Regions from separate parts of the Homo sapiens genome. Here region 1 is linked to region 2. The links are chromatin loops, found by intact Hi-C in ENCODE. Cell type or tissue: ovary. All regions are shown on one strand. Links, peaks and the distances in the headings refer to the core of each region. The heading gives the core; the rest is flanking DNA. Region 1 overlaps LINC01639 (long intergenic non-protein coding RNA 1639). Region 2 overlaps EFCAB6 (EF-hand calcium binding domain 6).

What was found. A loop is a pair of places that touch in the nucleus more often than their neighbours do. Peaks named below come from ENCODE experiments on the same cell type or tissue, not always from the same donor. Only the 100,000 strongest peaks of a DNase experiment are listed, where the experiment ranks them.
Region 1: a loop joins it to region 2, with 2.3 times the contacts of the local background. A loop is called at or near these places in 4 of 110 quality-filtered maps.

What each region holds. Positions count from the first base shown.
Region 1 is chr22:43,402,217-43,407,590 of GRCh38, reverse strand. It overlaps LINC01639 (long intergenic non-protein coding RNA 1639), which reads right to left. Exons shown (of 4, transcript NR_146918.1): 2 at 5,360-5,374; 3 at 2,709-2,812. Among named protein-coding and RNA genes, the nearest start is that of LINC01639, 4.6 kb to the right of the region's middle. In ovary, for the core only: no CTCF peak of the experiment used is centred there; no DNase peak of the experiment used is centred there.
Region 2 is chr22:43,786,879-43,792,252 of GRCh38, reverse strand. The region is part of intron 2 of EFCAB6 (EF-hand calcium binding domain 6); the gene reads left to right. Among named protein-coding and RNA genes, the nearest start is that of EFCAB6, 23 kb to the left of the region's middle. In ovary, for the core only: no CTCF peak of the experiment used is centred there; a DNase peak (open chromatin) is centred at 2,682.

The DNA of each region.
Region 1 (5,374 bases), core at 175-5,174, 380 kb after region 2:
GGTTGGGACCTCAGTGAGGGGCAGCCCTCCCTGTGAAGGGAGACTAGAAATCCCATTTTATAGATGAAAAAACCGAGGCTCCAAGAGGTTTCGAGACCTGCCCAGCTGGTATAAAGTTGAGATAACAAGGCCCATCTTCAGACTCTAAGACACCCGCTCTTCCCTCCACCCAGCTCCCCTGCCCCCCACCTGGTGCCAGACCAACTCCTTCAAACCCTGCTGAGGCCCCCAGCACATCTCAGCTACCATCCCAGCACTGCTACGGGCAGATGGGCTCTTCTGAGCTGTCCAGGGTCCTGGCCATGCCCAGCCCTGCCTCAAGGCCTTCTCTGATCCTTCCCTGGCTGCCACCTCTCTGACTTCCTGGGTAGCAACAAAAAGTGGGAACATGTGGCTGGGCTTGGTGGCTCATGCCTGTAATCCCAGCACTTTGGGAGGCCGAGATGGGTGGATCGTCTGAGATCAGGAGTTTGAGACCAGCCCGACCAACATGGTGAAACCCCGTATCTACTAAAAATACAAAAATTAGCTGGGCATGGTTGTGCATGCCTGTAGTCCCAGCTACTCAGGAGGCTGAGAGAGGAGAATCGCTTGAACCCGGGAGGCAGAGGTTGAAGTGAGCCGAGATCGTGCCATCGCACTCCAGCCCAGGTGACAAGAACAAGACTCCATCTAAAAAAAAAGAAAAAAGAAAAGTGGGACTATGTGATGCCGGGCCTGGCCCAGGTCTTCCGGTCCTATGCTGCCTGTGTACCCTTGGACACCACACTTCAACACTCAGGGCCTCAGTTTCCTTTTCTGAAAAATGGGCACAGCATGGGGCAAGCCAGGAGGTGGTTCAGACTCAGCCCACCTCTGCAGTTGTCTCTGCCTCCTCCTCTGGGCCAAGCAAAGCCAGAGACTCAGAGGCATTTGGGCCCAGCCCTGCCCTTGAGCAAGAGGTCCAGAGGCTGTGAGGCTTGAGAACACAATGACCATGCCCTGCCAGGCCGAGGGGCACACGGGCTGAGGAGCACAGTGGGGCCTCCCGTCCCTCCTGGAAAGCAGAGAGGAGAGGAGCTTGGAGAGTGCCCTTGACAAGGGCAGAGAGGGCATAACGGGCAGAGGGAGCAGAAGCAAAGGCCTAGAGGCAGGAACCAAAGGGGAGGCTTGCTCAGAGAGTGCCTGGGAGGCAGAGGCGGCCCCTCTTCGCTGCACTGTCAGTGGCCACAGAGAAGAACACCAGGGAAAGTGGTCGGGGCCAGGACCCGCCCTGGGGAGATCCCTCAGGCAGTGGGCAGAGGCGGAAGACTGAAAGCCAAGTGCAAAGCAGAGGCAGCAATCCAAGGGACAGAGTGTGGGGCGGGGACAGAGGGATAGCGAGGAGGGGTCCCCCCGAGGCAGAAAGGCCAGAGCTACATGGCTTGTGGCATCGCAGTCTCCACAACACCAGCTGACCCTTGCTAAGCATTTGCTCAGCCTAGGGGCTGTGCTGGGCTCCTCATTCAATCCTCATGACCACCCAACCTGTTCACTGTGGAGTGGTGGCAACGGTGGCATGAACTGGGACACTATGAGGTCCACAGGCTTCCAGTCACCCCCTCCAGCTGAGCTTCTGATTTGTCTAACATCCCCGAGCTCAGTATCCCCACCCAGAGAGTAAGTTGCAGAGCCTGGGGCATCAGGCTCTGAAAACCAGGCCCTTATCACTGGGGACATTTTTCCCTACCGTGGGAGTTTGGGTGAGCTCACCAGCTCATGGCAGGTCCCCTGTGTCCTCTTCTCTCTGGGATTGACATCTCCAGAGCTGCCCCTACCGCAGGCTCATTTGCCCATGCCACCCACAGAAGGCCCAGGTGTGGGGGCCAGCAGCAGGAACCCTGGGTTCAAGTCCAGTAGTCTGACCCCAGAGCCAGGTCAACAGTGGTGCCAGAGTCAAATGTGGGGAAAGAAGGAGCCAAACAGGGTTTGCTCCTGGGACCCAGGAAAGGGATGAGTGAGGGAGGTCCTGGCTCCAGCCATGAAAGCCCAGACCCAGATCTCTGCCCACCCCCAGCCCCAAACACCACCCTCACCCACACCAGACAGGTCCATGGGTGGCTCGGATAAGAAAGGGCTCGGGACATGGGCCTGAGTCTTGGCACGAGTGTCCTGGCCAGGACCAAGCAGACCCTGCAGCGAATGTTCGGGGGTGCAGAGGGCTGGAAGATGAAGGCAGGAGGCAGCAGCTCAGAGCGGGCAGCTTCTTCCAGGGCAGTGAGAACCAAAATCTGTGCATCCCCATGCCCTGTCCCCTGTCCCTTACTCCTGCATCGGGCAGTACCCAGGTCCTGTCCACCTGCTCCCGAATCCGCCTGCAGTCCCTCCGGCCCTCCCCACCCTCAGGCCTCACTGAGCTCCCGGCTCACCCTGCCCAGCATCCTGTTTGGGGAGGGGGTCCTGCCTGTCCTGCCAAAGATATGCTCACCCAGGCAACCTCCCCCTCCTGGCCCACCATAGGCTGTGGCTGCTCTGTCCTCGACCTTGGCCCACGGCCAGTGGTAGGGTCTGGGCCTGTGAACCTTGGGTGGAATCAAGAGCGAAGGAGGCAGCTGGATGGGCCTGAGGTCCAGCAGCACACAGCTGAGGCTTCCCGCCATGCAGGCGCCTTCTGAGAGCCCAAACCAGCACCACCCAGAGCCCCACCCCATTCCTCTCCTGCCAGAAGTCCCACTCCCAGTATCCCTCACCTGGGAGAGGCACCGCAGTGAGCTGGAGAGAGCACAGCCTGAGGCGTCAGACAAGCCTGGGCCCTCTATGTGGTTGTGGGCAGGGTGCCGGCCTGCTGCCTCACCTGTAACATGAAGGAAAAGACACTGCCCTGCAAGGTTGTGCCAATGGCATGGAATCAGGACCGTGAACTGCCTAGTGCCAGCTCTGATTCCAGCAAGTACCAATCAGCGGTGGTCCCCAGGACAGCCAGCAGGTGCCTGCCCCAGCCTCCCCAACCACAACAGGTCCCATGCTATGCACTATGGGACCTGCATCTCCATTCCTACTACCCAGAAGACACTCAGTCAACACAGCATGCACCAGGATGCATCAGACAGAGGATCCTGGGAAAGCACCCTAAAACGGAAGCCATTATCCAATGGTGAGAGGCACTTTCCCAAGGAGACAATGCAGGAGAACTTGGGAGAGATCACAGAGCTGGGGGAGGCACAGAGGAGCTGGGGAAGAACAGGAGAGCTAGGGAAGGGATAATTGAGGTGGGGAGGGTCAGGAGAGCTGGGGAGGTACAGTGGAGCCGGGGGGAGGGTCAGGAGAGCTGGGGAAGGACAGTAGAGGTAGGGGAGGGACAGAGAAGCTGGGGAGGGACAGGAGAGCTGGGGGAGGGACAGTAGAGGTGGGGGAGGGACAGAAGCTGGGGAGGGACAGGAGAGCTGGGGGAGGGACAGAAGAGGTGGAGGAGGGACAGTAGAGCTGGGGGAGGGACAGTAGGACTGGAGGAGGGACAGGAGAGCTGGGGAGGGACAGTAGAGGTGGGGGAGGGACAGAAGAGGTGGGGAAGGGACAGTAGAGCTGGGGAGAAGGAGCAGTGCTGGGGAAATAGCACCAGACAAACTTTGCAGCTGCCCCCTGCTGCCCTCCTCAGAAAATAGGCCTCTCCCCTGCATTCCTGCAAGGTCCACCTGCTCCCTTTGCCCACTGCTTTTCCCCTGCCTGGGACCTGTTCTACCTTTGGGAACATCTACCTGTGAGAAGTTTTTTCTTCTGTTGAGCTTGGAACTTCTCCCTTTGCTTCTCACTCCACCTCCAGGACTGCACAGCACCCTCAGCTCCCTCCTGGGTTCCCCAGGGAGCCTTGGGGCCATCAGTGGAACTCCCTGAGCCTCTTCCTCCCCAGGCTCCACAGCCTGCCCTGCAGCTGTCTTGGCTAACCTGGCTGCACACCCCTGCCCTTCTCTGGATGAGCCCCAGTCTCTCTTTCCCCTCAAGGTGAGGAAGCCAGACCAGCTCAGGCCAAATGCAGCTCTTAGCAGGGTGTGGATGACACAGAACCCAGCTAGGCAGTGTCATGTGTCTGCCATGGCAGTCATTCACACCCTACTCCAAATGTTTCCAGCTATTTTCTAACAGCGTAGTTGAATTAAGGTCCAGTGGCCCAAGCCTGTGATCTCAGCACTTTGGAAGACTGAGGCGGGTGGATCACCTGAGGTCAAGAGTTCAAGACCAGCCTGGCCAACATGGTGAAACCCTGTCTCTACTAAAAATACAAAAATTAGCCACGTGTGGTGGCGGGCACTTGTAATCCCAGCTACTCAGGAGGCTGAGGCACGAGAATCACTTGAACCCAGGAGGCAGAGGTTACAGTGAGCTGAGATCATACCACTGCACTCCAGCCTGGGCAACAGAGTGAGACTCTGTCTCAAAAAAAAAAAAAAAAGAATAAAGTTAGACCTGGTGGGGACCTCAGTGCCCTTCTCCAACCCCACTCTATTCCTCCACTGTACAAATAGGAAAACTGAGACCCATGCTGAAGAAGAAGGAAGTGTAGGAGAGGAAATATTCTCTCCTCAGATTCCAGGAAAGGATAAATGGCTCCTGAAGAGGAGGTCAAGGTGTGAGGGCAAGACTAAAAAGAAACTTTTATGTTTTCTGTCCAGGATTGTTAATGCCTATTACCTGAGGCTGCAGAGGCTGCTGATAAACTTTACTATCTAATTCATCAGGAAAGAATCTATTTTGCCAATGAGTCAAGTGAGGTCAGAGGCACTGAATGACTTGGCCAAGGGTGCATTGCAACCCTGCCCAGATCTGCATGACCCCAACCTCCACATACTTCCACTCCCTGACACCACTCTGCAGGCAGCAGAGGGGAGGAGAAAGGTATGTGTGCATGTGCAGTCCCCAGGCCATCACCCAAGGGGACAGCGCTCAGCCTCCCTCCTGACTCCCATCCCTATACTCCCCTGACCACCCTGACCCTGCAAACCACTCACAGAGATCAAAGCTGCTATGTTTGAGCATCCCCCTTGAGCTGGTCACTCTGCACAAATTATGCATTTAATCCTCATAACCACCAGGAAAGATGGCAGTATTATCTCCAGTTTACAGATGACAAAATTGGGCTGGAAGAATGGACTTACCCAAGGTCACACCTTGAGTCTCTGGTAGGGCTGGAGTGGCACCCAGTTCTAGTGCCACTAGCAAAAGAAAAAGCCCAGGCAGGGGCAGTGCAGAAACTACTCAAACTCTATACCTCCCACTGTGTGTCCACAGCAGACATCACTAATCAATCACAGAACTCTTTCCTATTAAACTAGAATCCTTGCACAGGGCTCCAGGCAGCCATTCTGAGGGCTTGGCCCTAGAAACAATATCCACTCGCCACTCCTACCTGGGCCAAGGTCCT
Region 2 (5,374 bases), core at 286-5,285:
CTTACAGTTCCCTGGCTGTCACTTCACCTCTCCCACTCCCCGACTTGCCTTCTCTTCTAGACAGTGTTTCATTCTGTGTCCTGTGATCTCAATCCTGAGCCTCACTTCTTCCAGCCTCACTCGCTGCTGATGACCTGACTTCCTAGTTCAAGGAGAAAGCAGAATCAGAAGGGAGCTGCCACAGGCTCCCATCACCACACCTGAATCCACATTCTCCAGCTTCTCTTTTGTCACCATGAAGGCTCATCCTGCTACTTGTCCATGGGATCCCATCTCCATTGGCCAACCGTGGGAACCAGCGAGGCTCTTCTTTCTCTCCTGCTGCGTTTCTCTTTGCCCTGCTACTAGGTTGCCGTCATGAGTGTTCAGACATGCTGCTGATTCTCCCATCTTGAAGAAATGTCTCCTGAGACCAGTCATCACACTGTCTCTCAGCTCTACTGTTTCTCCCCATTACAGCAGAGTTCTTTGAAACTGCTGTCTCTATTTACTGTCACTCGTTCTCCTCTGAATTGTTCAGGAACTCACTTAGACAGGTTTTCCCCCACCATTCCCCCAACATTGTTACTATCAGGGTCCTCGGTGGTGCCTTAGGGCTCACTCAAACCGAAGCCCTTATTACGGTGGCATTTGACACTCACCATCAACCCTCCTCCTTAGAACTTATTCTTCTCATGGTTTCTAGGACTGTGGCCTCTGGTCTTTCTCAGTCTCCTTTGCTGGTTCTTCTTCATCTCCTTCAACGGTGAACGTTGGAGGACCCCAAGGCTCAGCCCTTTGACCTTTTCTTTTTTTGCACCTACTTTCTTGATGGGACTATCTCATATCATGCCTTTATATACATGATATGTTGGCAATTCCGAAACTTTTTTTTTTTTTTTGAGGCAGTCTCACTTCTATCACCCAGGCTGAAGTGCAGTGGTGTGGTCTCCGCTCACTGCAACCTCCACCTGCCGGGTTTAAGCGATCCTCCCACCTCAGCCTCCTGCGTAGCTGGGACTATAGGTGTGCACCACCACACCTGGCTCATTTTTGTATTTTTGTAGTGACAGGGTTTTGCCATATCGCCCAGGCTGGTCTTGAACTCTTGAGCTCGAGCAATCTGCCCACCCTGGCCTCCCAAAGTGCTGGGATTCTCAAACTTTTATCTTCAGCCCCAATCTGTCCCTTGAACTCAAACTCATGTATTCAGTGACCTATTCAGTATATCTACTTGGATACCCAACAGGCATCTTAAACTTGAATGTCCAAAATGGAAGTGTTGATCTTCTGTAAACCTGTTCTACCTGCAGTCTTTCCCATCTCAGGTAATGGTCATTCCACCCAACCTTTCTTTTGCATGCTGAATCAAATCTACCAGAGTATGATGGACTCCTCCTTCAGAATGTGGCTGGAATCTGATCACTTCTCAATACTTTTACAAAAACCACATGGTCTGAGCCGCTGTCTTCTCTTGCACGGATTATTGCAGAAGACTTCTGTCTTCATTTCCTCCCTTGCACCTGTAAGCCTATTCGTGACATACAGCCAGAGATATTCCTTTAACCCAGAGGCCAGATCATCTCCTCTGCACTAACCCCCTAGAGGTTTCACATGTCAGGTATCACAATAAGAGCCAAGCCTCACACTGGCCTGCAAGGCTGTCCTTCATCTGGCCGCCTGTTTCTTCCTTGTCTTCCTAACTGCATGGTTCCCCTCTTGGTCTCCTTTAGATCTTTGCTTAATGTCTTCTATTCTTCTCTGCTCCACTGGTCTCCGTAGATCTGATTCACTTGTATGATTAATTTGTTTATTGCCTGCCTTCCATTTCTACAGTATAAGATCCACAAGGTCCAGGAGTTTACATATTTTGTTCATTGATCTCCAGACTCCTAGAAAGGAACTGAGTAAATATGTGTTGACTGTGTGAACACAAACCAAGCTTTGTTTTTCGGTATAATTCTGGAAGTTTACCTCTGTAAAGATTCAATTCAGTTAAATTAATCCAGCCCAAGAAGGATGTGTGTGGGATTGCTGAGGCTCTAGGGCTCTTATGGTATAAGCCATGAGGTGGTTCTTACGTACAGGACCTGCCACCTGACTGTGGCAAATAAGACAGGTCTCTAGACTGTACAGTGCAAGGCAGAGTCGGTGCCTGCCCAGAGAGGGAAAGCAAAGTACTAGCCAATGTGGATTTCTTGCACATTAAAAAAAATTCTTATTCATTTCTTCAACCCTGTAAACTTTGTGATTCTTCAAATTGAGGACTTCAGAAGCATCATCTAGTCTGATTCTGTATACTCGTATAGTGCCATCCACATCCATCTATTTTTGAATATTTAATAATTTTACACTTGCATTTAATACATGGAACCTGGTAGGAAGACTTTTGTGTGTGTGTGTGTGTGTGTGTGTGTGTGTGTGTGAAGGTTAGCCAACTTAGGAGCCTCAGACAATTATGCTGTAAACTTCCTTGTAGAACTGGAGCTTGGCCTCCTTAATTCACTCTTACGTTGAGAGTAGCCAAAAAGGAATGAGTCAGACTAAAATTCCCCTTATTTTCTGAAACACTAATAAGCCAAACTCCTCATTGCCACAGACTGGCAGTATCTACGAATTAAAAATCACGAAGGCATGTAACAGTGTCGTGACCGCTGAGCATTAGGTCTGCTGCAGTAGGAGCACAGCCAAGTTAGCTCTGACAGTGGGGGCGTGAGCCTGGCTGATGGTAAGCAGGACACCGCTGTGACTCACTGGGATACATCTGGATGTCTTGCTTTTGCCCTGCTTCCCCTAAGGTCTTTAAATCATAATCTAAATAACTGTCAAGTAAACATATTGCCTTAGAAATTATTGAAAGGGAACTACCTTTGCCAAAGGTGCCCACGGAAGCAACGTCTCCCTTGGCTCACCCAGTGCTGCTGCTGCATCTCTGTCTTCCCCTTCCTCCTCCACCTTCTCCTTCTCTTCCTCCTTTTTTCTAATTGTGATATAATTCATATACCATAAAATTCACATCCTTTCAAAGTGTATAATTCAGTGTTCTTTTAGTATATTTACAAAGTTGTGCAACTATCACCATTATCTAATCCCAGAACATTTTTGTCACCTCTAAAAGAAACTCTGTATCCATCAGCAGTCCCATTCCTCCCTTCTTCCAGTTCCTGGCAACTGCCAATCTATTTTCTTTTTTTTAGCCCCTGCTTCCCCTTCCCTGCCACCCACTAACCTACTTTCTGTCTCTAGATTTGCCTGTTATGGACATTTTATATAAATGGAATGATACAGTATGTGGTTTTGGGGGTTTGCCTTAGCATAATGTTTTCAAGGTTGATCCATGTTACTGCATGAATCTGGACTTCATTCCTTTTTAGGGCTGAATAATAGTCCACTGAACAGATCTACCACTTTTTGTTTATCCACTCACCCACTGATGGAAGTTTGGGTTGTTTCCACTTCTTGTCTATTGTGAATAATGCTGCTATGAATATTTAAGTACAACTTTTTTTTGATGGATGTATGTTTTCAGTTCCCTTGGGTATATACCTGGGAGTGAAATTGCTTGGCCGTATGGCAACTCTATGTTTAACTTTTTGAGAAATTCTCAAATTCTATTCCAAAGCATCTGTACCATTTTACATTCTCACCAGTAATATGAGAATTCCAATATCTCTATAATCTTGCCAATACTTGTTATTCTTTGTTTGTTTTATTATAGCCTTGCTAATGAATGTAAAGTGGTATCTCACTGTGGTTTTGATCTGCATTTTTCTATAACTAGTGATGTTGAGTAGCTTTCCATGTACTTACTGGTCATTTGTATATTTTCTTTGAAGAAATGTCTATTCAAATCCCTAGCCCATTTTTCTATTGGGTTATTTGTCCCTTATTATTGAGCTGTAAGAGTTCCTAATATATTCTGCATACTAAATCCTTATCAGATATATGATTGGCAAATAATTTATTCCATTCTGTGGGGTATCTTAGTGCTTTCTTGACAGTATCCTTTGAAGCACAAAAGTTTTAAAGTTTGATGAAGTCCAATTAATCTACTTCTTCTTTAGTTGCCTGTGTTTTTGGTATCATATCTAAGATATCATTGTCTAATCCAAAGTCACAAAGATTTATACCTATGCTTTCTTCTAGGAATTCTGTAGTTTTAGTTCTTATATTTAGGGCTTTGATCTATTTTGAGTTAATTTTTGTATATGGTGTGAGCTAGGGGGCCAACTTCACTCTTTGGCGCTGTTCGTTGAAAAGACTACTTTTTGTTCCCATTGAATGGTCTTGGTACCCTTGACAAGTATCAATTAATGATAAATGTAAAAGTTTATTTCTGGTCTCTCAATTCTATTCCATTGATCTATATGTGCATACTTATGCCAGAACCACACTGTCTTGATCACTGTTGCTTTCTATTAAGTTTTGAAATCGGGAAGTATAAATCCTCCAACTTTATTTTTATTTTTCATGATCTTATTTTTATTTTTCATGATCATTTTGGCTATTCTGGGTCCCTTGCATTTGTATATGAATTTCAATACCAACTTGTCAATTTCTTCAAGAAAGGCAGTTGGGATTTTGATAAACATTGGGTTGAAGCTATAGATCAGTTTGGAGAGTATTGCCATCTTATCCATGAACATGGGATATTTTTCCATTTATTCAGGTCTACTTTCAACAATATTGTGTAGTTTTTAGTGCACAAATATTGTACTTTTTGTTTAATTTATTTCTAAGTATTTTATCTTTTTGATGATATTGTAAATAGAATTGTTTCCTTAATTTTATTTTCAGATTGTTCATTGTAGGTATATAGAGATATAACTGAGTTTTGTATATTGATCTTGTATCCTACAACCTTATTGAACTTGTTTATTAGTTCTAATTGTGTGTGTGTGTGTGTGTGTGTGTGTGTGTGCATATGTGTGTATCTGTCTGTCTGCCTGTATTCCTTAGGATTTTCTATATATACAACAATGTCATTTGCAAATAGAGGTAGTTTTTCATCTTAGTCTCCAATATGGATACCTTTAATTTATTTTTCTTGCCTAACTGCTCTGGCTAGAACCTTCAGTATAATGTTTAATAGAAGTAGTGAGAACAGGCATTCTTGTCTTCTTTTTGATCTTACGGAGAAAACTTTTGGTCATTCACCATTAAATATGACATTACCTGTGAGTGTTTTTTGGATGTCCTTTATTAAGTCAAGGAAGTTCCCTTCCATTCCTAATTTGTTGAATGTTTATTTTTTGAATCATTAAAGGATGTAGGATTTTATGAAATGCTTTTTCTGCACTTAGTGAGATTATTATGTGTTTTTTTTCCTTGATTAATAATATGGTTTATCACATTAATTGATTTTTGTTTGGTCAACCTCTCTTGCATTCCTAGC